Linked DNA regions of Homo sapiens: region 1 is linked to region 2. Evidence: read pairs that join two places in POLR2A ChIA-PET (ENCODE). Cell type or tissue: CD4-positive, alpha-beta T cell. All regions are shown on one strand. Links, peaks and the distances in the headings refer to the core of each region. The heading gives the core; the rest is flanking DNA. Region 1 overlaps DOP1B (DOP1 leucine zipper like protein B). Region 2 overlaps DOP1B (DOP1 leucine zipper like protein B).

Region 1 (12,576 bases), core at 2,859-10,858, 120 kb before region 2:
GGGGCTGGAGAGATACTTAATTTTTACTGCTGGGTGTATGATCAAAACTGCTTAGAGATCACAGAAGTGGCAGAGCTGGTTAGTTGCTACCACCGTAAGAGGTAGTTACCATTGATATTCCTACCTTAAAGATGAGGAAACTGAGACACAAAATATGCGCAGGACAGTACGTGGGGAAGCTGAGTCAAACCCAGGCACTGCGGAGACTATATCCGTAACTACCGTGCTATATCCTGTGACAAAAGGAAAGATCTAGACGTACATCACGCGTGTAGGACTTTTTTATGAACATGAAGATATGAGTGCTGTTAAATCCCTATCTTTGCAGACATCGCTGTACATAGCTGTAATCCCAGCTACTCAGGAGGCTGAGGCAGGAGAATCGCTTGAACCCAGGAGGCGGAGGTTGCAGGGAGCCGAGATCGCGCCACTGCACTCCAGCCTGGGTGACAGAGCAAGACTCTGTCTCAAAAAAAAAAAAAAAAAAAAAAAAAAATTAGCCGGCCATGGTTAGCTGGCACCTATAATGCCCACTACTTGGGAGGCTGAGGCAGGTGAATCGCTTGAACCCGGGAGGCAGAGGTTGCAGGGAGCCAAGATCACGCCACTGCACTCCAGCCTGGGCGACAGAGAGAGACCCTGTTAGAATAAAACAAAACAGACGCTGCGGGGGCAGCCGTGCTGAGGCGGCAGCGGCGGCGATACGGGCGGATGCGGGCTGCGGCTGGCCAGCAGCGTCGGGCGGTGCGGTTGTCCGGCTGGGCGGACACGAGCGCGGCTGGGAGGGCGACGGGTGCATCTACGTGGGGAAACCTTCCGACCCACGTGCGCGAGAAGGAGCCGCAGGACCTGTTCTACAAGTACAGCCGCATCCGCGAGATCGAGCTCAAGAGCCGGTACGGCCTTGTGCCCTTCGCCTCCGTGCGCTTCGAGGACCCTCGAGATGCAGAGGATGCTATTTATGGAAGAAATGGACTTCTTCCATCAGGCAGCTGGCAGGACCTGAAGGATCACACGCGAGAAGCTGGGGATGCCTGTTACACGGATGTGCAGAAGGATGGAGTGGGGATGGTTGGGTGTCTCAGAAAAGAAGACATGGAATATGCCCTGCGTCAACTGGATGACCAAATTCCACTCTCATGAGGGTGATACTTCCTACATCAGAGTTTATCCTGAGAGAAGCACCAGCTATGGCTATTCAAGGTCTCTATCTGGTTCAAGGGGCCATGACTCTCCATACCAAAGCTGGGGTTCCCCACACTACTCTCAGGCCCTACTGAGACAGGTGATGGGAATTTTTTATTTTTTAGGTTAACTGAGCTGCTTTGTGATCAGAATCTACATTCCAGATGGAGCATTTAGTGTCTTAGGAAATTTTTTTAATTTTTTTTTTTTTTAAAGAAGAAAAGAAACTACATAATTTCTACCAGGGCCATATTAGCAGTGAAACATTTTAAACTGCAGAAATTGTGGTTTTGGTTCAGAAACAAGTTGTATATTTTTCACCCCTGATTATGGGAAAAAAATCAGTTCTGTCTTTGTGGGTTGCTCTGCTATGGAGATCAACAGTTACTGTGACTGAATTGGCCCATTCTGTTTAGAAATATATTTTAAACGTTTAGGGGGAAAAAAGAAAAAAAAGAAAAGAAAAGAACGTGCTGTCAGAAATTTAAAACCCTGTACTTATGTTGTTAAACTGTGCAAACATGAATTTTTTTTTTTTTTTGAGACGGAGTTTCACTCTTGTTGCCCAGGCTGGAGTGCAATGGCACGATCTTGGCTCATGGCAACCTCCGCCTCCCCGGTTCAAGAGATTCTCCGGCCTCAGCCTCCCGAGTAGCTGGGATTACAGGCATGCACCACTATGCCCAGCTAATTTTGTATTTTTAGTAGAGACAGGGTTTCTCCATGTTGGTCAGGCTGGTCTTGAACTCCTGACCTCAGGTGATCTGCCCACCTCGGCCTCCCAAAGTGCTGGGATTACAGGCGTGAGCCACCGCGCCCGGCAAACATGTAATTTTTAATGTGCGAGGTTTGAATACATTGAGGTTATCTTTGAATACATTGAGGTTACCTTACCTCTGCTGAATGGGTAAGGGGCAATTATTGTCCTCAGAAAACAATGTATTTTCGTTTTAAAATGGAGTACCAAAATAAGCACTTTAAAGGACATTTGTGTGAAAGGTTAAAAATAACATTCTTTTAATAAGTTTAAACTTTTAGAGAAAAGAGAAATATACTGAGAAAGACCCATATAACTGCTTCAACAAAGAAAACAACTTCTTCATTATCTTCATACTTTACTTCATATTACAAATTTTGTGCTACTGTTAGATGATATATTAATTTTATTTTCATTACATAAATTGAGGAAGAAATGCAGAATCAGATTCAAATATATTACAAGGCATTTAGGGAGGTGTGTCCTGTTGCTGAACAGTAAATTATCTGAAATCTACTTTTTTTTTTTTTTGGAGATGGTCTCATTCTGTCACACAGCTGGAGTGCAGTGTCGTGATCTCGGCTCACTGCAGCCTCCACCTCCTGGGTTCAAGCAATTCTCATGCCTTAGCCTCCCAAGTAGCTGGGATTACAGGCGCCGCCACCACACCCAGCTAATTTTTGTATTTTTAGTAGAGACAGGGTCTCACCATGTTGGTCAGGCTGGTCTCGAACTCCTGACCTCAAGTGATCTGCCTGCCTTGGCCTCCCAAAGTGCTGAGATTACAGGTGTGAGCCACCGCACCTAGCCTGAAATCTACTTTCAAAATGGAAATAGGCTTGTTCAAAAGCACTATCCTGCCTTCTTTCTTCTTTAGAATATAACCTGGTTTTCAGTAAAGTACCAATACATGGATTAAACATATTCTCTCTCACATGGTTAACATTCTGGATGTTCCAGAAAATCATATTCGATGCATTCTTCCAGTTGTTTTAAGATCCTTGGGCTATCTGTGACAGGAAAGTCCAAGAATGGAGTTCCTGGGCTATCAGCAGGCAGCTGTCTCTGGGTCTTAAATGCACCATTTAGAGTCATGAAGAATGGCATCAACTGCCTGATGCTGGAAACAGAATGTTGGCGCAGAAGCGGGAATTCACTCTTCATGGTGATCTCATCAGAGCTACTGATTTCCTGCAGAAAAAACAAACCCATAACAATGATATGGTTTTACTGAGGGCTCGAGATGGCTGGGAAGCACATGCATGTGGCAAAACCTAAGAAATAAGGTCCTTTTTTTTTTTTTTTGAGACAGAGTCTTGCTCTGTCGCCCAGGCTGGAGTGCAGCAGCGTGATCTTGGCTCACTGCAACCTCTGTCTCCCGGGTTCAAGCGATTCTCTTGCCTCAGCTTCCTGAGTAGCTGGGATTACAGGTACCGGTCACCATGACCAGCTAATTTTTGTATTTTTGTAGAGATGGAGTTTCACCATATTTGCCAGGTTGGTCTTGAACTCCTGACCTCAGGCGATCTGCCCACCTCGGCCTCCCAAAATGCTGGGATTACCAGCCTCATGAATATAATTTTTAAAAAGAAAAGCAGGCTGGACACGGTGGCTCTCGCCTGTAATCCCAACACTTTGGGAGGCTGAAGCAGGCGGATCACCTGAGGTCAGGAGTTCGAGACCAGCCTGACCAATATGGCGAAAACCTGTCTCTACTAAAAATACAAAAATTAGCCCCAAGAGTGGTGGCATGTGCCTGTAGTTCCAACTACTTGGGAAGCTGAGGTGCGGGAATTGCTTGAACCTGGGAGGTGGAGGTTGCAGTGAGCTGAGATCCTGCCATTGCACTCCAGTCTGGGCAACAGAGTGAGACTTCGTCTCAAAAAAAAAAAAAAAAAACCCAAAAACAAAAAAACAAAAATTAGCCAGGCATGGTGGCGTGCGCCTGTAGTTCCAGCTATTCCAGAGGCTGAGAGGAGAATTGCTTGAAACCAGGAGGCTGAGGTTGCAGTGACCTGAGGTTGTGCCACTGCACTCTAGCCTGGGCAACAGAGTGAGATTCCGTCTCAGAACAAAACAAAACAAAATTAGCCAGGTGTGGTGGCACATTCCTGTAATCCCAGCTACTCCGGAAGCTGAGGCAGGAGAATCACTTGAACCTGGGAGGTGGAGGCTGCAGTAAGCGAAGACCGCACCACTGCACTCTAACCTGGGTGGCCGAGTGAAACTCTGTCTCACCAAAAAAAAAAAAAAAGAAAAGAAAAGAAAAGCACTTACCCCAAACTTTAATTTTAGAAGTTCTAGAATCCTGACAGTGTGGGGTTTGCATTCTTGGTGATTCTCCTCTACATCCGACAGGAAGGCAGGGCCCTCTGTGTCCACTTCTGGAATAAATGCCCACCTATAACTGCAGGGAACAAACAGAAGGTCAGGTCTGCTGGTAAGAGGCCTTCAACGTCGTTAAAATTAGTTTTATTAAGATATAATTCACATACTGTATCTATTTAATATGGACAACTCAATGCCTTTTATTATATTCATAGAGTTGCACGTCTATTATCACAATCAATTTTAGAGTATTTCATTACCCCAAAAAGAAATCCTGCCCTGCTCAGCCATCACCACCCCAACCCCCTATACCCTTGAGACCTAGGCACCCACTAATCCACACTCTGTCTCATCGTGGACATTCCATATAAGCAGAATCATACACTATATGTTCCCTTGTTTCGAGCTTTCACTTAGCATCATATTTTCCGGTTCATCCAGATTCCAGCGTGTCTCAGTTCTTCAATTCTTTTTGTTGCTGAACCGTATTCCACTGTATGGATATGTCACATGATCTGCCTGTTCATCAGCTGATGGCCATTTGGGTTGTCTCTACTTCTTGCCTATTATAAATAATGTTGCTATGCACATTCACATATATCGGAACCCACTTTTTTGTTTTTTTGAGACAGTCTCGTTCTGTCGCCCAGTCTGGAGGGCAGTGGTGCAATCTTGGCTCCCTGCAACCTCCACCTCCCAGGTTCAAGCAATTCTCTGCCTCAGCCTCCCGAGTAGCTGGGATTACAGGCACCTGCCACCATGCCTGACTAATTTTTTTGTATTTTTAGTAGAGACGGGGTTTCACCATCTTGGCCAGGCTGGTCTTGAACTCCTGACCTCGTGATCCACCTGCCTCAGCCTCCTAAAGTGCTGGGATTACAGGCATGAGCCACTGCGCCTAGCCTCCACTTTTTTTTGGTTTGAGATGCAGTTTCGCTCTTTCGCCCAGGCTGGAGTGCAGTGGTGCGATCTCGGTTCACTGCAACCTCCGCCTTCGGTTTCAAGCGATTCTCCTGCCTCAGCCTCTTGAGTAGCTGGGATTACAGGTGCCCACCAATACAGGCAGCTAATTTTTGCATTTTTAGTAGAGACAGGGTTTCACCATGTTGGCCTGGCTGGTCTTGAACTCCTGACCTCATGATCCGCCTGCCTCGGCCTCCCAAAGTGCTGGGGTTACAGACATGAGCCACTGTGCCCGGCCTCTTTTTTTTTTGAGGGGGAGTCTCGCTCTGTTGCCTAGGCTGGAGTGCAGTGGTGCGATGTCGGCTCACTGCAACCTCTGCCTCTCGGGTTCAAGTGATTCTCCTTCCTCAGCTTCCGAAGTAGCTGGGATTACAGGCGCCCACCACCACATCTGGCTAATTTTTGTATTTTTTTTTTTTTTTGAGATGGAGTCTCGCTTTTGTTGCCCAGGCTGGAGTGCAATGGCAGATGGCATGATCTTGGCTCACTGCAACCTCTGCCTCCCAGGTTCAAGCGATTCTCCTGCCTCAGCCTCCCAAGTAGCTGGGATTACAGGCATACGCCACCATGCCCAGCTAATTTTGTATTTTTAGTAGAGATGGATTTTCTCCATGTTGGTCAGGCTGATCCCAAACTCAGGTGATCCAACCACCTTGGCCTCCCAAAGTGCTGGGATTACAGGTGTGAGCCATCGCGCCTGGCCTAATTTTTGTATTTTTAGTAGAGACAGGGTTTTTCACCATGTTGGCCGGGCTGGTCTTGAACTCCTGGCCTCAAGTGATCCACCCACCTTGGCCTCCCAAAGTGCTGGGATTACAGGTGTGAGCCACGGTACCTGGCCTAATTTTTGTGTTTTTAGTTGAGACAGGGTTTCGCCATGTTGGCCAGGCTGGTCTCGAACTCCCAACCTCAGGTGATCCACCCGCCTCAGCCTCCTAAAGTGCTAGTATTACACGTATGAGACACCACGTCCGGCCCAAACCTGCTTTTTAAAAACTAAAAGACTTTCTTTTGCAGAACAGCTTTAGGTTCACAGCAAAATGGAGTAGAAAGTAGTTCCCGTACATCCCATCCTACATACATACAAGCCTGCCGTATTATCAACATCCTGCACCAGAGTGGTACATTTGTTAAAACTGAAGAGCCTCTACTGACTCACTGTTATCCTCCCAAGTCCAGAGTTTACATCAGGGTTCACTCTTGGTGGTGTACATTGTATGGATTTGGAGAAATGGACAATGACATGGATCTACCATTATAGCTCTGTATGCAATAATTTCACTGCCCTAAAAATCCTCTGTGCTTCACCCATTCATCCCTGCCTCCCTCTCCCCAACCCCTGGCGACCACTGATCTTTTTACTGTCTCCATGGTTTTGCCTTTTCCAGAATGTCACATGGTTGGAATCATACAGTGTGTAGCCTTTTCAGACTGGCTTCTTTCACTTAGCAATGTGCATTTAAGAGAACCCGCTCTTTAACCACAAACATTTCTATATGATTACTCTCTTTGTGGGGGTAGGAGAGAGAGAAATAGCCTCTGGGGCTGGTCATGAAATTAAACAAATGAGCAGCTGTGCTAAGCCGGCAGGAAACATAAGCCTATGGGGCAAAGTGAATCGGAGATGGCAGGCTCCAAATAAAGGCATTTGTATCTAACTAAACACAGACAAAAAGGTCTACACAAAGGCAGTGAGGAGCACCAGTGGGTAAGCCCTGTTTTATAAGCATTCAGTAGCAAAAACCACACACACACACACACACACACACACACACACACACACACACACACACACCATAGAAACACATTCATAAACACTCCTGTGAGCCAAATTTGCAGAGCCACAGATGTTGCAAGTAATCTGAAACTTGGTATTCCGAGCTGGCTTAGCTGTCACTAGAAACCCAGATGGTGGTTTCCCATAAACTGTACATGAAAAACAAGTGAAAGTGCTTAAAAGGAAAAAACAAAATCTCTTACTTCAAAAAGGACACACGATCCTATCTGACTTACATTTGAAATAATGGCATCTTGTCAGGTGGAAAAGAAAGCGCTGTGTCCAAGAATTTGCAAGCTGATAAATACAAGATGAGTTCACTCTGGGGTATCTCCCCCACTGAGGGTCCATTTGCATCCGGGACTGAAACTTTCGTTCTGTTTACTTTGTTGGTGCTTCTATAAATTTGCAAAGAAACGCTTGTTATAAATTCATTCAGATCTGTTATAGTCCATTCACCTATGACCTGTCCCTCAGAAGAATTTTCTTTTTAAGAAATTTTTGGAATAGCTGGTCCTTTCACAAGTACTTCAAGATAACAGCATTTAACATTAGACAACTCTATATCTAAAGTGACGTGCTTTAATCGTGACTATCTTTTCCTCTTGTGTACAGATCTTGTACTGCTTACCTCAATGACTCATCTTCATCTTTTAGATCTTCTTCAAGCTGTGTGAATGTCTGAATCTGAAAAAAAAATGCATTCAAGTTACTATCTGAGACAGATTAAATCTACCCAAATATTTTTTTTTACTTATTTTTAAAAATCGATTAATTTATGAATGAATGAATAAGACGGGGTCTTACTCTGTCACCCAGTCTGGAGTGCAGTGGTACAATCATGGCTCACTGCAGCCTCAACCTTCTGCAGATGCAACTTCCCGCCATGCCGAATTAATTTTTGTATTTTTTTGTAGACAAGGAGTTTCACCATGTTGCCCAGGCTAGTCTCGAACTCCTGGGCTCAAGTGATCCATCCACCTTAGCCTCCCGAAGTGCTGGGATTACAGGCATAAGCTACCACGCCCAGCCCAAATTTATATGTATATAAAAAACTAGTAAGTATTATCAAATGGTACAAGTTAGTTGGAATAACTGACAGGGTGAGAGATCAAATATGATCATAGAGTAAAATATTCTCTGTTTAACCAAGAGCTAACCATGTGCTACCAACCTGATTAAAAATAACATTTAGATAAAATGGGATACATAGGAAATAGTACGTTATGTTACTGAAAAAGCATTTTAAAAAGCTCCAACCTTGCTTTCAAACTTACAATACTTGTACTCACCAATTCAGAGACCATTATTGGCCACAATGAAGTCAAATGTTGAGGAGATATTCTTAGCAGCAAAACTCTGAAAAAAAGAAACATCTGAGCAGCAACTATGGATGTCTGTCCAACTCTGAGATTGTCTGTCAGGCGTTCTAAGGAAAGAAGATTGTAAAGATGTTACACAAATATGCAGTTTAGGGTTTCTTATCAGACAAAGAAAAATAAAACTGTGACTGTTCTGACATTCTAGTAACAACCCAGTGTAAGGAATGAGTGTTACAGGCCAGGCTTGGTGGCTCGCACTTGTAATCCCAGCACTTTGGGAGGCCGAGGCGGGCGGATAACAAGATAAGGAGTTCGAGGCCAGCCTGGCCAATATGGTAAAACCCCATCTCTACTAAAAATACAAAAATTAGTCGGGCGTGGTGGTGGGCGCCTGTAGTCCCAGCTACTTGGGAGGCTGAGGCAGGAGAATCGCTTGAACCTGGGAGGTAGAGGTTGCAGTGGGCCGAGATCACACCACTGCACTCCAGCCTGGGTGACAGAGTGAGACTCCATCTCAAAAAAAAAAAAAAAAAAAAAAAAAGAATGTTAGGAGATGCTTTTGTGCAACTAGTCCACCCCAGCCCTCTTCTTTGTGAAATACAGCAGTTCATGGCTCTTGCCAAACCTAAGGAAATGATTCCCACAGGCCGTCCCCCTGCCACAGCTGAGTAGAAAGACATGAACATCTGTCACCAGAAATCCACTGGATGACCAACAGCCATTTCAATGTTCTTTTAAGAATATGAATGAGGAGACGCAGAAACCAAGCAGCCCATGGTGAGGAATGGACTTACACAATCATATGGACTGGCTGGCAGACAACACCATATTTTGAGGGTGGTGGGTGGGAAGCGGAGCAAGTAAATATAACAGATTTACTGAGTAAGGTTTAAACTTGATGGCCATGACAAAAACTTTCATTCCTATGGAGGGAAAAGTGTTTCAAATAACACTCTCTAGCCCCTAACACTCTCCCCTGCTTCTCCCCTGAAATGTCTTGTTTGTAGAATGAGACTTTTTTTTTCTTCCATAGCTTAAGGTTTCCTAGGAATGTAACAAATTGCTACAGCAAACAGCTGAATGGTAGTCATGCTAGCTAAGATCGGCTGTAGTACATTAGTACATTAGTATATTAGTAATAAATTTTTTTTTTTTTTGAGATGGAGTCTCACTCTGTTGCCCAGGCTAGAGGGCAGCAGAGCAGTCTCCGCTCACTACAACCTCCGCCTCCCGGGTTCAAGCAATTCTCCTGCCTCAGCCTCCAGAGTAGTTGGGATTACAGGTGTCTGCCACCATGCCCGGCTAATTTTTTGTATTTTTAGTAGAGATAGGGTTTAGCCATGTTGGCCAGGCTGATCTTTTAACTCCTGACCTCAGATGATCCACCTGCCTTGGACTCCCAAAGTGCTGGGATTACAGGCGTGAGCTGCCATGCTCAGTCAGTTTTGTGTGTGTGTGTGTGTGTGTGTGTGTGTGTGTGTTTTTGAGATGGAGTCTTACTCTGTCACTCAGGCTGGAGTACAGTGGTGCGATCTCGGCTCACTGCAGCCTCTGCCTCCTGGGTTCAAATGATTCTCATGCCTCAGCTTCCCGAGTAGCTGGGATTATAGGCACCCACCACCACACCCAGCTAATTTTTGGTATTTTTAGTAGATATGGGGTTTCACCATGTTGGCCATGCTGGTCTTGAACTCCTGACCTCACGTGATCTGCCCTCCTTGGCTTCTCAAAGTGCTGGGATTACAGGCATGAGCCACCGCGCCTGTCTTTGACCTTTCTTTTTTGTGGTAAGAGCACCTAAAATCTACTCTCTTGGCAAATTCCCAGTACATATGCAGTGTTATTAACGACAGTCCTCATGTTGTACATGCCTTTTCTAGACTTACTCATCCTCCATAATTGCACCTTCGTATCCTTTCACCTACATCTTCCCAGCCCCCAAAGACGTAAGACTGATGTCACTCTGAGCCGAGACATACAGAGCTGCTCAGCTCCCCATCTCCTTCTCTGCTACTCGATGGTGCAACAGTGTCCGGGGAAAAGGACCCCAAACGGTATCCCAGGAGAGAAGTGTTAGAAATTCTCCACTCCTGTCTCTTTTTTTTTTTTGAGATGGAGTCTCACTCACTCTGTCACCCAGGCTGGAGTGCAGTGGCGCGATCTCGGCTCATTGCAACCTCCGCCTCCAGGGTTCAAGCAATTCTCCTGCCTCAGCCTCCCAAGTAGCTGGGATTATAGGCGCCTGAAACCATGCTCAGCTAACTTTTTGTATTTTTAGTAGAGGTGGGGTTTCACCATGTTGGCCAGGTTGGTCTTGAACTCCTGACCTCAAGTGACCTGCCCACCACAGCCTCCCAAGGTGCTGGGATTACAGGCCACTGTGCCCAGCCTCCTGCCTCTTTTAATTGGGCCCAAACTATTTACTATGGGACACTTCTTGGGAGCTTCTGGATGCATCTACCTCTCTGAGGCAGATGTGGGCATCATCCCTCCACAGGGCATCTCCAGGCAAGTTCAGTGTCCCACAGCTCTGGCAGAGGACACTCTGAGTGCCATCAACCCAGGACTCAGGGGGGCTGGGCCTATCCACGAGCATCCTGGGGACAACGACAACATGTAGGAAAGTGCTCTGTAAACTGTCAGTTCATCAAAAATGAAAACAGGGCAAAAGGCTTATTTTTTAAAAACACGTAGTATTTTTAGAAATATAGCACTTGAGCTATCCAAAACGAAGCGTATTTATTTAGAAATTCTTTTTCCCGGCCAGACATGGTGGCTCATGCCTGTAATCCCAGCACTTTGGGAGGCTGAGGCGGGTGGATCACTTGAGGTCAGGAGTTCGAGACCAGCCTGGCCAACATGGTGAAACCCTATCTCTACTAAAAATACAAAAATAAGCCAGGCATGGTGGTGGGTGCCTGTAATCCCAGCTACTTGAGAGGCTGAGGCAGGAGAATCACTTGAACCTAGGAGGCGGAGGTTGCAGTGAGCCAAGATTGTGCCACTGCACTCCAGCCTGGGCAACAGAGTGAGACTCCGTTCCCCTCCCAACAACAACAAAAAAATTTCTCTTTTCCCAAGAGCCCAAAACCTACCTCCATTTTCAGTTAGCATTCTGCTGCCTTTATTGCATATTTGAATATATAATATAAACAAGTATATTGTTATATAGTATAATATTTAATATTACTATTTATATAATCATTACCTATTAGTTATTACAATCATGTCAATATAATACAAATATAATAATTACATGTTACAATGTCATATAATTATATAACATATTAATATATTATGTAAAACATGTTTTTTATATATATATTCTATTATATTGCCTGTGCTTGCTCCCTCTCAGAGAAATAATTTCTCAGAATTGCTGGGTGTTTAAACTCTACCATGGTCAAATTCTCCACACCCCTGTTTCAGAATGTTGTCTATCTTTTTGTTTTTTTGGTTCTAGCTTCTATACACCTAATGCTGTCTATTTAGCTATCTGGGCTTCCTCCCAAATTTGAGAGGAGTGTGAGATGGGGTAGAAAGAAGGAACAGGGCTGGGCGCAGTGGCTCATGCCTGTAATCCCAGCACTTTGGGAGGCCGAGGCAGGTGGATCACGGGGTCAGGAGTTTGAGACCAGCATGACCAACATGGTGAAACCCTGTCTCTACTAAAAATACAAAAATTAGCTGGGCGTGGTGTTGTGTGCCTGTAATCTCAGCTACTCAGGAGGCTGAGGCAGGAGAATTGCTTGAACCCGGGAGGCAGAGATTGCAGTGAGCAGAGATTGCACCACTGCACTCCAGCCTGGGCGACAGAGCGAGACTCCGTCTCAAAAAAAAAAAAAAAAAAAAAAAGAAAGAAGGAACAGGTGGTTGGCCACGGTGGCTCATGCCTGTAATCCCAGCACTTTGGGAGGCCAACACAGGCGGATCACTTGAGGTCAGGAGTTTGAAATCAGCCTGGTCAACATGGCGAAACCCCATCTCTACTAAAAGTACAAAAAAATTAGCTGAGTGTGGTGGCTGGTGCCTGTAATCTCAGCTACTTTGGAGGCTGAGGCAGGAGAATTGCTTGAACCTGGGAGGTGGAGGTTGCAGTGAGCCGAGATTGTGCCACTGTACTCCAGCCTGGGTGACAGAGCAAGACTCCATCTCAAAGGAAAAAAAAAAAAAAAAAAAAAAAAGGAACAGGTGTCTGCTCTTAGACTGAAAAGGCACTGAAAGGGTTATCAGGTACATTGCCC
Region 2 (12,576 bases), core at 2,042-10,041:
TCTCCTGCCTCAGCCTCCCAAGTAGCTAGGACTAACAGGTGTGCGCCACCACACCCAGCTAATTTTTTGTATTTTTGGTAAAGATGAGGTTTCACCATGTTGGCCAGGCTGGTCTTGAACTCCTGACCTCAGGTGATCTGCCTGCCTCAGCCTCCCAAAGCCCTGGGATTACAGGCATGAGCCACCGCGGCCAGCAAAGTGAGTACATTTTAATGAATGATGGAAACTACCACATTTCTATATGGAAGGGCCCAAGTGTGTAAAGATGTCACTTCTTCCCAGAATAATCTAAATTGTTATTACCTATAATGGTTAATATCAATAACCCCCTCTAGTTTTTTTTTAACTTTATAAATTATCCTAATGTTCCCAACATGGGAATAGTGGAGAAATTCTGGAATCAGAAGAGTGACAAGATTGGGATAGAGAATGTGGTCCTGCTAGATAAACACATGACAAAGTACAGCAGGTGACAGGCTGTGGCTCTGGCATCTGTGCAGGCAGAGGAGAGGGGCAAAGGCAGGCCAGCACATACCCCTGTGTCCAGAGGCTTCACTGTACGTCCACTGACCCAGCTACTCCACCTCTAGCAATTTATCTTAACAAAAATAGCCACGTGCGTAAAGATGTTCATTACAGCTTTATTCAGAGTCGTGAAAAACTGGAAATACACTAGTCCTACAATAAGGGGCTTCGAGATCTTGTCCACTCCTATACAGTACCCCCTCCCTTTCTCTCACACACACACAAGATTGAGTGGGCTATATGTAAACTGTTCGCCTGTCCTTTCTTCCCCCTTATTTATAATAAGCATTTTTCATGTTAGTAACTACCAGTCTACTTGGTTCCATGGCTGTGTGTGCATTATATTGTCGTTCCATGACTCACTTCACAACTACTCCCCTACCAGGGGTGGTCACTCCCAATTTTTTGCTATTACCTACAATAAAACAGTGAAGATTCTTACAGTGATCTTTATGTTATGTGTCTATGGAATTAAAACAAAGTTACAATGACCACTTACTGATTTTCTAATCATCTGTCATGTACAAAATGCAAAAGCCACAATAAGAGAGTATTACACTCTCATTAAAATGACCAAAGTGAAAAAGACTGACCATACCAAGTGTTGAAGAGGATGGGGGAGAACTGGAGCTTTCATACACTGCAGCTGGGAATGTAAAATGATACAACCACTTTGGCAAACAGTTTGGCAGCTTCTTAAAAAATTAAACATATACCTACTGGAAGCAACCCAAATGTCCACTAATGGGAAATGGATAAAGAAATTGTATATATCCATGGACTCTTACTCAGCAGTAAAAAAGAAGGAAACTTTGATGTACACAACAGCCTGAATGACTCTCGAAGTAGCTTTGCTGAGTGAAAGAAGCCAGACCAGAAAAGGAGAGAGACGGCACATACTGTGGGATTCCATTTATATAAACTTTCAGAAAATGCAAACAAATCTATGGTGACAGAAAACAGATCAGTGGTTGTCTGGGGACAAGGGAGGGAGGGAGACGACAAAAGGACAGGAGGAAACTTCTGGGGGTGACAGATCCATGCTCATTGTCTTGATTGTGGTGATGGTTTCACAGGGATAAACGTTATGTCAAAACTCTTTAAATTATACACTTCTAAATGCTTGCAGTTTATTGTATGCCCAATAAAGTTGGAAAGAAATTTAAAAGGAAAAGACTATTTTTAAAAGATAGGTAAATGGGAATGCCTGTATGTGACTCAAATACAAGCTTGAATGTTGGTATTCCTGTTCAAACAGTTGCTTTTTTTCTGAAAAATACAAGTTTAACTTAGTTCCTTCTGTATTAGTTGGCCCAGGCTGCCATAACAAAATACCACAGAGTGGGCGGCTTAAACAACAGAAATTTACTTCTCCCAGTTCTGTAGGTTGGGAGTCCGCAATCAAGGTGCCAGCAGTTTCAGCTCTCTTCCTGGCTTGCAGACAGCCATCTCCTCACTGTGTCCTCACATGGTGGGAGGTGGGAGGAAGTCTGTCTCTTCCTCTTCCTTTTTTTTTTTTTCTTAAGAGACTCCTGGACTCAAGCAAACCTCCCACCTCAGCCTCCCAAGTAGCTGAGACTACAGGTGCATGCTACCACACCAGGCTAATTTTGTTTGTTCGTTTGTTTTTGTAGAGATGGGGTTTCCCCATGTTGTCCAGGCTGGTCTCAAACTCCTGGGCTCAAGTGATCCACCTGCCTTAGCCTCCCAAAGTCCTGAGAGTACAAGTGTGAGCCACTGTGCCTGCCCTCCTCCTATTCTTATAAGGCCACAGTCCTATTAAATTAGGGTCTCATCCTCATGACCTCATTTAACCTAAACCATCTGCCAAAGATCCTACCTTGATATACAGCTACACTGGGGTTAAGACTTCAGCATATGAGTTTGAGGGGAGAAGGAGAAACACAATTCAGTCCACAGCACCTTCCACACCAAGGCGTGACATGGAGTTTCTAGCTCCTAACTTTCTTGGGAGAATTTATATAGTGTAGGTGGGTCACAAACCCTTTCCCTTATCTATAAACTCAATTCTGTTAGATTGCTGGATATTTTAGTCTATTTTCTGTTGCTTATAACAGAATACCTGAAACTGGGTCATTTATAAAGAAAATAAATTTACTTTTTACAGTTACAGAGGCCAAGCTCAAGGGGCTGCATCTGGTGAGGGCCTTCTTGCTGGTGGAGACTCTCTGCAGAGTCCCGAAGTGGTGTGGGATATCACATGGCAAGGAGGCCGAGCATGCTAATGCTAGCTCAGGCCTCTCTTCCTCTTCTTATTTAGCTACCAGTTCCTCACCCAGGATAACCTATCAATGCATTAATCCATACGTCGAGTAACTCATTTATGAGAACAGAGCCCTCATGGTCTGGTCACCTTTTAAAGGCCCCCCCAACCCCAATATTGTCAAATTGGGGTTAAGTTTCAGCATGGACTTTGGAAGAGCCATTCAAATCACAGCACTGGAGGAATAATTCATCTCTAAATCTGGACTACCTCCAGCCCCACAGCAGACCTGAAAGGAAGAATGGCAAAAATATTCCTTCACTCAAACACAAAGTAAATAGACTATCCTGGCTACAAATTATCGAAAAGCATATCAGACTCTTTTCAGCAAAGAGAAATGCTCTTTTCAAAAAGACCATCTCGATCTTACAGTGTGAGTGGCCCTCACTGAGGCTGCTGTGAAGCCTGGGGTAGCAGTGCTCTTGAACACCCTCAGCTCCTTCAGATAACCTGGGGTAAGGGGTGAAGCTGCAACATCATCAGAGCCCCAGCATGGCACCCACAACAGAACGACAGCAAAGGATTCAGCAGCCTTTGCCACACCTTAGAAATGGGAGTTAGGACTGGGCACGGTGGCTCACGCCTGTAATCCCAGCACTTTGGGAGGTCGAGGCAGGCGGATCACCTGAGGTCAGGAGTTCAAGACCAGTCTGGCGAAACCCTGTCTCTACAAAAAATACAAAAAAAATTAGCCAGGTGTGGTGGCGCATGCCTGTGATCCCAGCTACTCAGGAGCCTGGGGCAGGAGAATCACTTGAACCTGGGAGGTGGAGGTTGTAGTGAGCCAAGATTGGGTCACTGCACTCCAGCCTGGGTGACAGAGTGAGACTCTGTCTCAAAAAAGAAAAGAAAGGGGAGGGGAGGGAAAAAAACGGGAGTTGGATCTGCATCTTCTAAATACTGGTGCCAAGAGCATCAGGACACTGCCAGAGACAAATGGATGCTGGGCTGGCCCCTCTCCTGCAGAGGTACAGGATCTAGTTTAACGTGAAGCCAGTCAAGAATTCCCATCAACAGCATCCTTTCCATTTGGTGTCTTCTCAGAAGGCAATTCAGGCCCTTATCATTCCACGATGACCCTGGCCCTGCACTTACCTGGCCACCTCCACCCTCACGGTCATAGCCACAGAGGTCATCAGAACAAAGGTTGCTAGAAAATGGCTAAAATCATAGCCCCAAATTTAGGTGTCACGCTCTAACAGAGGATGCCCTACAAGTGAGATGCTGAGATGAAACCAGGCACCCTGCAGGCTGAAAGATGCAGCTCATACACAAGGAGGCTGGCAGGGCTCGTAGCCTTGTTCTAGGCACTGAGCATGCAGGGTCTGGCCAGCAGGGATAAGGAGTGCAGAGTCAACTGTGGCAGCAGCACCAAGGCTCCAGTGGGGGAGGAAGGCTGAAAGGGCCACCCCCAGCAGACATGTAGGATACCCCCACAATGCAGTGCCCCATAAATAAGCTGGTGCAGAGCTCTTGGCATGCGGTGGAGGGGGCACAAATCACCTGGAACGCTTTCCTGACTCAGCAGTTCTGGGTGCTTAACTGTATCACCACACACACACACACACACACACACGCACACACACCCCAAAGTCGAAGCTCCTCACTGGGCTCCTGGATCAAGAACAAGACTAAAGAAATCACACTTCCTCTGTTCCTCCACAAGGTGTGTGATAAAAGACCATCTGGGCTTCTACCAGAGATCAGCTTTGTAAACAGGTGACAGGTGGAGAGACAGCCTGCACCTCCTCATCACATTCTGTCATGGCTGAACTGTATCCCTCTCAAACTCCTATGGCAAAGCCCTTCCTGACCTCCACCTGAGACTGGGACTGTATTTAGAGACAGGTTCTTTTTCTTTTTCTTTTCTTTCTTTTTTTTGAGACAGAGTCTCACTCTGTTGCCCAGGCTAGAGAACAGCAGTGCCATCTTGGTTCATTGCATCCTCCACCTTCTGGGTTCAAGTGATTCTCCTGCCTCAGCCTCCTGAGTAGCTGGGATTACAGGCATGCGCCACCATACCCAGCTCGTTTTTATATTTTCAATAGAAACAGGATTTCACCATGTTGGCCAGGCTGGTCTTGAACTCCTGACCTCAAGTGATCCACCCATCTTGGCCTCCCATAGGCCAAGGGATTACAAGCATGAGCCACCATACCCGGCCGGAGACAGGATTTTTAAATAGGTAATCAAAGTAGAATGAAGCAGTTAGGGTGAGCCCTAATGCAGTCTGACTGGTGTCCTTGTAAGAAGAGGAAATCTGGGCCAGGCGTGGTGGCTCACGCCTGTAATCCCAGCACTTTGGGAGGCCGAGGCGGGCGGATCACTTAAGGTCAGGAGTTCGAGACCAGCCTGGCCAACATGGTGAAACCACATCTCTACTAAAAATACAAAAATTAGCTGGCTGTGGTGGCAGGCACCTGTAATCCCAGCTACTTTGGAGGCTGAGGCAGAAGAATCGCTTGAATCTGGGAGGTGAAGGTTGCAGTGAGCCAAGATCGTGCTACTGCACTCCAGCCTGGGCAACAAAGTGAGACTCCATCTCAAAAAAAAAAAAGAAGAAGAAGAAGAAATCTGGATACAGATACACCCAGAGGGATGATCCTGTGAGGACCCAGGGAGAAGACACCATCTCCAAGCCAGGCAGCGAGGCCTCAGAAGAACCAACCCTGCCGACACGTTGATATTGGACTTCTGGCTTCCAGAACTGTGAAACAAAACAATCTGTTGTTTAATCCACTCTGCCAGTGGTATTTTGTTATGGCAGCCCTAGCAGACTAACACAGACTCCAGGCTGAAGAGGATTTATGTGAACTAATACTAGTCAACAGGGAAGAGGAGTTGATTCAGGCAGGGGTAAAAAATCAGGATCCCGGCCAGGCACGGTGGCTCACGCCTATAATTCCAGCACTTTGTGAGGATCACTCGAGCTCAGGAATTTGAGACCTGCCTGGGCAACATAGTGAAACCCTGTCTCTATGAAAAGAAAATACAAAAATTAGCCAGGCATGGTAGCGCACACATGCCTGTAGTCTCAGCTACTTGGGAGGCTGAGGCAGGAGGATGGCCTGAGCCCAGGAGGCAGAGGTTGCAGTAAACTGAGATCATGCCATTGCACTCCAGCCTCAAAAAAAGAAGAAGGATTCTGTTGGACTCACCCAAGTTTTTATTAATTTATTTATTATTTTGGTTTTTGGTTACCCAGGCTGGAGTGCTGGAGTGCAGTGGTGCAATCTCGGCTCACTGCAACCTCCGCCACCCAGGTTCCAGAAATTCTCTTGCCTCAGTCTCCCAAGTAGCTGGGATTACAGGTGCCTGCCATCACGCCCGGCTAATTTTTGCATTTTTAGTAGAGACGGGGTTTCGCCATGTCAGCAAGGCTGGTCTCAAACTCCTGACCTCAAGTAATCCACCCACCTTGGCCTCCCAAAGTGCTGGGACTACACACGTGAGCCACCACGCCTGGCCTCTCACCAAGTTTTTAGGTAAAGAGTTCTTGCAGCCGATCTGTAAAGGGCTGGAGTAGTTCACTAGGTCTCCAAGCTCCAACCCGTGTTCTTCCCACCACACTGCAGCACTAATTCTGAAACACACCATCAGGAGGCTCTGCTTTAAACAGGAGGTGCTTGTAGCTAACTGATGAAGACTCCGGAAGCTGAACTGTGTGACACCACAGACCTCATGCTGCCCTTCCTGTTCATGGCTGCTCTGTGAAACCGTAGTGTGTCATCAGATAAAAGCAGCGAAAAAACAAAAAACAAAAAAAACTGGTTCATTTAGGACCATTATAACTTTTTTTTTTTTTTAAAGAGCTTTAATGATAAGATTTTTAAATCCAGAGTTAATTTATTTCTATTAGCCTTCACTTCCAAAATCAAAGCTGTAAATCAGGCTTGGTAGAGCACCTGGGTTCAGGGCTCAAAAGGGCACTTGATGAAAATGTTTTTCTTGGGCCGGGCGCGGCGGCTCACGCCTGTAATCCCAGCACTTTGGGAGGCCGAGGCGGATGAATCATGAGGTCAGGAGATCGAGACTATCCTGGCTAACACGGTGAAACCCCGTCTCTACTAAAAATACAAAAAAAATTAGCCGGGTGTGGTGGTGGGCGCCTGTAGTCCCAGCTACTCGGGAGGCTGAGGCAGGAGGATTGCTTGAACCCAGGAGGCGAAGCTTGCAGTGAGCCAAGACGGGGCCGCTGCACTCCAGCCTGGGCGACAGAGCAAGACTCCATCTCAAAAAAAAAAAAAAAGATAAACTATTCTCTAACACAGAAAAATTCTAAAAATGATGCTGAAACATTGAGCAAGTTTGAAAATGATACCATTAGAATCTGTCTACAGCTGGACATACCAAGACCTTCTGGGAACCAGTTTTCTTAGTTGAAAAAAGGGTTGACTGGATGAGTCTTCTCCTCCAAATCTAAGTTTTATGCATTATAACATTTAGTTACCTACCTTAAAAAAAAGAATGTTGACCCTAAGCTTTTGTGTCCTATATCATTGTTTAAATCTGTATTATAAAGAATTTTGCTAATTCAACTCTCAACTCTTTTTTGAGACAGAGTCTTCCTCTGTCCCCAAGGCTGGAGTGCAGTGGTGCAATCTTGGCTCACTGCAACCTCTGCCTCCCAGGTTCAAGCGATTCTCCTGCCTCAGCCTCCCAAGTAGCTGGGACTACAGGCATTCGCCACGATGCCTGGCTAATTTTTTTTATTTTTAATAGAGACAGGGTTTCACCATGTTGGCCAGGCTGGACTCAAACTCCTGACCTCAGGTTATCCACCTGCCTCAGCCTCCCAAAGTGCTGGGATTACAGGGGTGAGCTACTGCGCCCCGCCCAACTCTCAACTCTTACTCACTGAATTTCTGTGCATAAGTCCAAGAAATGTGACGATCACCAAAGCCTTAAAAAAATTCCTTTTTTTTTTTGAGCCAGGGTCTCACTCTGTCACCCAGGATGGAGTGCAGTGGTGCAAGAGCTCCAGGCTGAGGCTCCAGGGATCCTCCCACCTCAGGCTTCTGAGTAGCTGGACTACAGGTGTGCACCACCATGGCCAGATAATTTTTGTAGTTTTGGAGAGACAAGGTTTTGCCATGTTGCCCAAGCTGGTCTGAAACTCCTGGGCTCAAGTGATCCTTCTGCCTTCAGCCTCCCAAAGTGCTAGGATTACAGGCATGCATCACTGCACCCAGTGAAGAAAATTCTTTATTCATACCAACTCCTATCAGGGACCCTTGAATGCAGAAGTTGCAAGTTTCACAGAACCAAGTATTCCTGATGCTGATCAAGATGTGCTCCCTCCAGCACCATCCAAACCCTCCACATCCAGTAACGGCAGGAACTGATCTCAGGCCTAATGGTGCGGGCATCCACACTGGCTCTTGTGCTTGCTGACGGCCCGGGGAATTCTTGGAATGGGTGAGGCAGAGGTTCCCTTGCTCACAGCCTCCCTGGGAGGAAGCTCAGTGGCTTCCCCTCCCCGCCAGAGCAAAATCCTATCAGTGGCCTGACCCTGCTGTATCTCTGGTCACTCTGTCCTCTGGCTACTCCTGTCCCCTTCCCATGCCTTGGACACAGGCCCATGCCCCAGATTGCCCTTCCCACCAGCTTGCTCACTTCACCCCAACCTCTGCTTTAAGGTCACGCTGTCAGTGTCCTCTCTGTCTAAAATAGCACTCCCTCCTCCTTCCTCCATACCCCACTTCCCCAGTTTATTTTTCTTCTTAGCATTCAGCATCTGACATCACACAGTCATCTGTCGTCTGTCTCTCGCCAAGAAAGCGTCATTTCTTTCCATGAGAGCAGGGGCTTAGTGTTCAATGCCTTATCCCCAGCACTGAGGTGTTAACAGATCTTGTCCTACCACTGTCATAGCATTCTAGGGCTGCTATAACGAAGTGCCACACACCAGGTGGCTTCAACAACAGAAATGTATTCTCTCATGTTAAGTCTGAAATCAAGGTGTCAAGAGAGCGGCTTTCTTCTGAAGGCTGCATAGACAATCTGTCCCGTGCCTCTCCCCCCGCTGCTAGGAGTTTGCTGTCATTCTTTGGCACTTCTTGGCTTGTAGATGCATCTTTCTGGTCTCTGCCTTCATCCTCACATGGTGCCTTCCCTCATGCATGTCTGTGTCTACATTTCCCCTTTTTCATCAGGACACCAGTCACACTGGATTAGGGCCACCCCCTAATGACCTCCTCTAGCTCGATTAGCTCTGTAAAGATGCTGTTTCCAAATCAAGTTACATACTGAGGTACTAAGGGTTAAGACTCCAGGGTTTCTTTCACGGAGGCCAAAATTCAATCCATAATAACCACTCAGTTGCCATAAGACACTGGGCAAGTAGGTTAGCCTTCATCGGTAAAATGGGCCTAATAATTGCGCCTACTGCATTTGGGTGATGGAGACAGGGTCCCTGGCAGCAAAGAAGCACAGCCCTTTCCCCTTACGTAAGCTATACAGATACTGACATGAAGAAGGCTGGAGGCTCTGCTCATGAGCATGGGCCTTGGAACCAGGCTGGTCGGGGTCTGAGCCCTCTCTCTGCCACTGGCTGGCAGTGGCCTTGCACAAGTGGTTGAACCTGAGACGGATCTCAAGATACATTTTAAGTATTATACAATAATGCACGTCAACTCCTTAGCACGCAGTGAGCTCTCCATGAATGTCAGCGGCCTCAGGCAAAGCAGAGGTAGGGACTGACAGCATCACCTTTGTCCCAACCGTATCTTGCAAATTCTTCAAGGTGGCTGCTTAAACTCAACAGTTAATCACAGCAGCAGGGAACAAGAAATGAGATCCAAGAGGAGACCCTTGGGATGGGAATCCTCAGGTAACAACTCTAACAAAGTTATGTCTTTTTTTTTTTTTTTGAAACAGGGTTTTGTTCTGTCACTCAGCACTACGTGCTGCAGCGTAGTGGCATGATCATGCTCACTGCAGCCTTGATCTCCTGGGCTCAAGCGATCCTCCTACTTCAGCCTCCTAAGTAGCTGGGAGGACAAGCAAGCACTACCACGGCTGGATAATTATAAATAAATAAATAATAATTTTATATATATATATTTATTTATTTATTTAGACAGAGTCTCACTCTGTCACCCAGGCTAGAGTGCAGTGGCACGATCTCAGCTCACTGCAACCTCTGCCTCCCGGGTTCAAGCAATTCTCCTGCCTCAGCCTCCTGGGTAGCTGGGACTACAAGTGCATGCCACCATGCCCAGCTAATTTCTGTATTTTTAGTAGAGATGGGGTTTCACCATGTTGGCCAGGGTGGTCTCCATCTTTTGACCTCATGATCTGCCGGCCTCGGCCTCCCAGAGTGCTGGGATTACAGGCATGAGCCACCGCGCCAGGCCTAGAATAGAAATTTCTTCCAAAAAGATACACAAATGCCCAAAAAGCATATGAAAAGGTGCTCAAAATTATTAGTCATTAGGGAAATGCAAATCAAAACCACAGGGAGAGCTCTACCGGTGGAATTTGATTGTGTGATGTCTCACAGAAAGTTCTCCACTCCCAGACATGGGTCCCTCTGCTTCCTGCCATAGGAGTGAAGAAATAGGCAACGTGGGAAGGTGAAGAGCTTCCCTAAGGATGACCCTTCCAAGCTGGTCAACGTCACAGCCTTCCTGGGATACAAGGCTGGCATGACCCACATCACACGGGAAGTCGACAGGCCAAGATCCAAGGTGAAAGTGAAGGAGGTGGTAGAGGCCATGACTACTGTGGAGACACCACCTATGGTGGTTGTGGGCATTGCGGGCTACGTGGAAACCCCTTGAGGCCTCCGGACCTTCAAGGCCATCTTTGCTGAGCACATCAACGATGAGTGCAAAAGGTGTTTCTCTAACAACCGGCATAAATCTAGGAAGAAGGCCTTTACCAAGTACTGCAAGAAATGGCAGGATGAGGATGGCAAGAAGCAGCTGGAGAAGACTTCAGCAGCATGAGGAAGCACTGCCAAGTCACCCGCCTCGCTGCCCACACCCAGACGCGCCTACTTCCTCTGCGCCAGAAGAAGGCCCAGCTGATGGAGATCCAAGTGAACGGAGGCACCATGGCTGAGAAGCTGGACTGAGCCCAGGAGGGGCTACAGCAGCAGGTACCTGTGAACCAAGCGTTTGGGCTGGACGAGATGATCGACATCATCGGGGTGACCAAGGGCAAAGGCTACAAAGGGGTCACCAGTTGTTGGCACACCAAGAAGCTGCCCCACAAGACCCACCGAGGCCTGTGCAAGGTGGCCTGGATTGGGGCATGGCATCCTGACCATGTGGCCTTCTCCATGGCATGTGCTGGGCAGAAAGGCGACCATCACCACACTGAGATCAACAAGAAGATCTGTAAGATTGACCAGGGCTACCTTACTGAGGACAGCAAACCGATCAAGAACAATGCCTCCACGGACTATGACCTGTCTGACAAGAGCATCGACCTTCTGGGTGGCTTTGTCCACTATGGTGAAGTGACCAATAACTCTGTTATGCTGAAAGGCTGTGTGGTGGGAACCAAGAAGCGAGTGCTCATTCTCTGCACATCTTTGCTGGTGCAGACCAGACGATGGGCTCTGGAGAAGACTGACCTTAAGTTCACTGACACCACCTCCAAGTTTGGCTATGGCCGCTTCCAGACCATGGAGGAGAAGAAAGCATTCATGGGACCACTCGAGAAAGACCGAATTGCAAAGGAAGAAGGAGCTTAACGCCAGGAACAGGTTTTGCACCTGGTGGGGTCTCAATAAAAGTTATTTTTTAAAATTATTAATTAAAAAAAAAAACCCACAGGGAGAGACCACTTCACACAACTAGGATGGTTATCATTTTTAAAAAACTGAAAATAGGCTGGGCACAGTGGCTCAAACCTGTAATCCCAGCACTTTGGGAGGTTGAGGCGGGCAGATCACCTGAGGTCAGGAGTTCGAGACCAGCCTGGCCAAGATGGTGAAACCCCATCTGTATTAAAAAGTAAAAATAAAAAATTAGCCAGGCATGGTCGCTAACGCCTATAACCCCAGCTACTCAGGAGGCTGAGGGATGAGAATCGCTTGAACCCAGGAGGTGGAGGTTGCAGGAGCCAAGATTGCACAACTGCACTCCAGCCTGGGCAACAGAGCGAGTGTCAAAAAAAAAAAAACTTGAAAATAAGTATTGGTGAGGATGTTAGGAAATTGGAACACTCACGCATTGCTTTTGGTGGATATGTAAAATGGTGCAACTGCTGGGAAAACAATTTGGTGGCTCCTCAGTAAGTTAAACATAGCGTTTCCGTATGTCCCAGCAATGCCCCTCCTAAGTATGCACCCCAAAGAATTGAAAACTGAGGTTCAAACAAAAGCTTGCAAATGAATGCTCATAGCAACACTATTCACAATAGCCAAAAGGTAAAAATCTAAATGTCCATCAACTGATCAATGGATAAAGAAAAATGTGGCTCGGCGCGGTGGCTCATGTCTATAATCCCAGCACTTTGGGAGGCCAAGGCAGGCAGATCACTGGAGGTCAGGAGTTCAAGACCAGCCTGGCCAACATGGTGAAACCCTGTCTCTACTAAAAATACAAAAATTAGCCGGGTGTGGTGGTGTGCGCCTGTAGTCTCAGTTACTCGGGAGGCTGAGGCAGGAGAATCGCTTCAACCTAGAAGGTGGAGGTTGCAGTTAGCCGAGACTGTGCCACTGCACTTCAGCCTGGATGACAGAGTGAGATTCCATCTCGAAAAAAAAAAAAAAAAAAAAGAAAAAGAAAAGAAAAGAAAAGAAAATGTGACTT

The links. Peaks named below come from ENCODE experiments on the same cell type or tissue, not always from the same donor. Only the 100,000 strongest peaks of a DNase experiment are listed, where the experiment ranks them.
Region 1: POLR2A ChIA-PET joins it to region 2 with 14 read pairs; 7 of 35 experiments call an interaction of 5 or more read pairs at or near these places.

The regions. Positions count from the first base shown.
Region 1 is chr21:36,283,877-36,296,452 of GRCh38, reverse strand. It overlaps DOP1B (DOP1 leucine zipper like protein B), which reads right to left. Exons shown (of 37, transcript NM_001320714.2): 33 at 8,303-8,439; 34 at 7,642-7,697; 35 at 7,247-7,408; 36 at 4,220-4,349; 37 at 2,179-3,133. The coding sequence ends at 2,882. It also overlaps the pseudogene SRSF9P1. Among named protein-coding and RNA genes, the nearest start is that of MORC3, 30 kb to the left of the region's middle. RefSeq lists silencers at 396-637, 6,611-6,660. In CD4-positive, alpha-beta T cell, for the core only: no CTCF peak of the experiment used is centred there; DNase peaks (open chromatin) are centred at 7,082 and 7,622; H3K4me3 peaks cover 1,340 bases; H3K27ac peaks cover 1,622 bases.
Region 2 is chr21:36,167,907-36,180,482 of GRCh38, reverse strand. All of the region lies in intron 2 of DOP1B (DOP1 leucine zipper like protein B), which reads right to left. It also overlaps the pseudogene RPL3P1. Among named protein-coding and RNA genes, the nearest start is that of DOP1B, 17 kb to the right of the region's middle. In CD4-positive, alpha-beta T cell, for the core only: no CTCF peak of the experiment used is centred there; a DNase peak (open chromatin) is centred at 6,452; H3K4me3 peaks cover 314 bases; H3K27ac peaks cover 839 bases.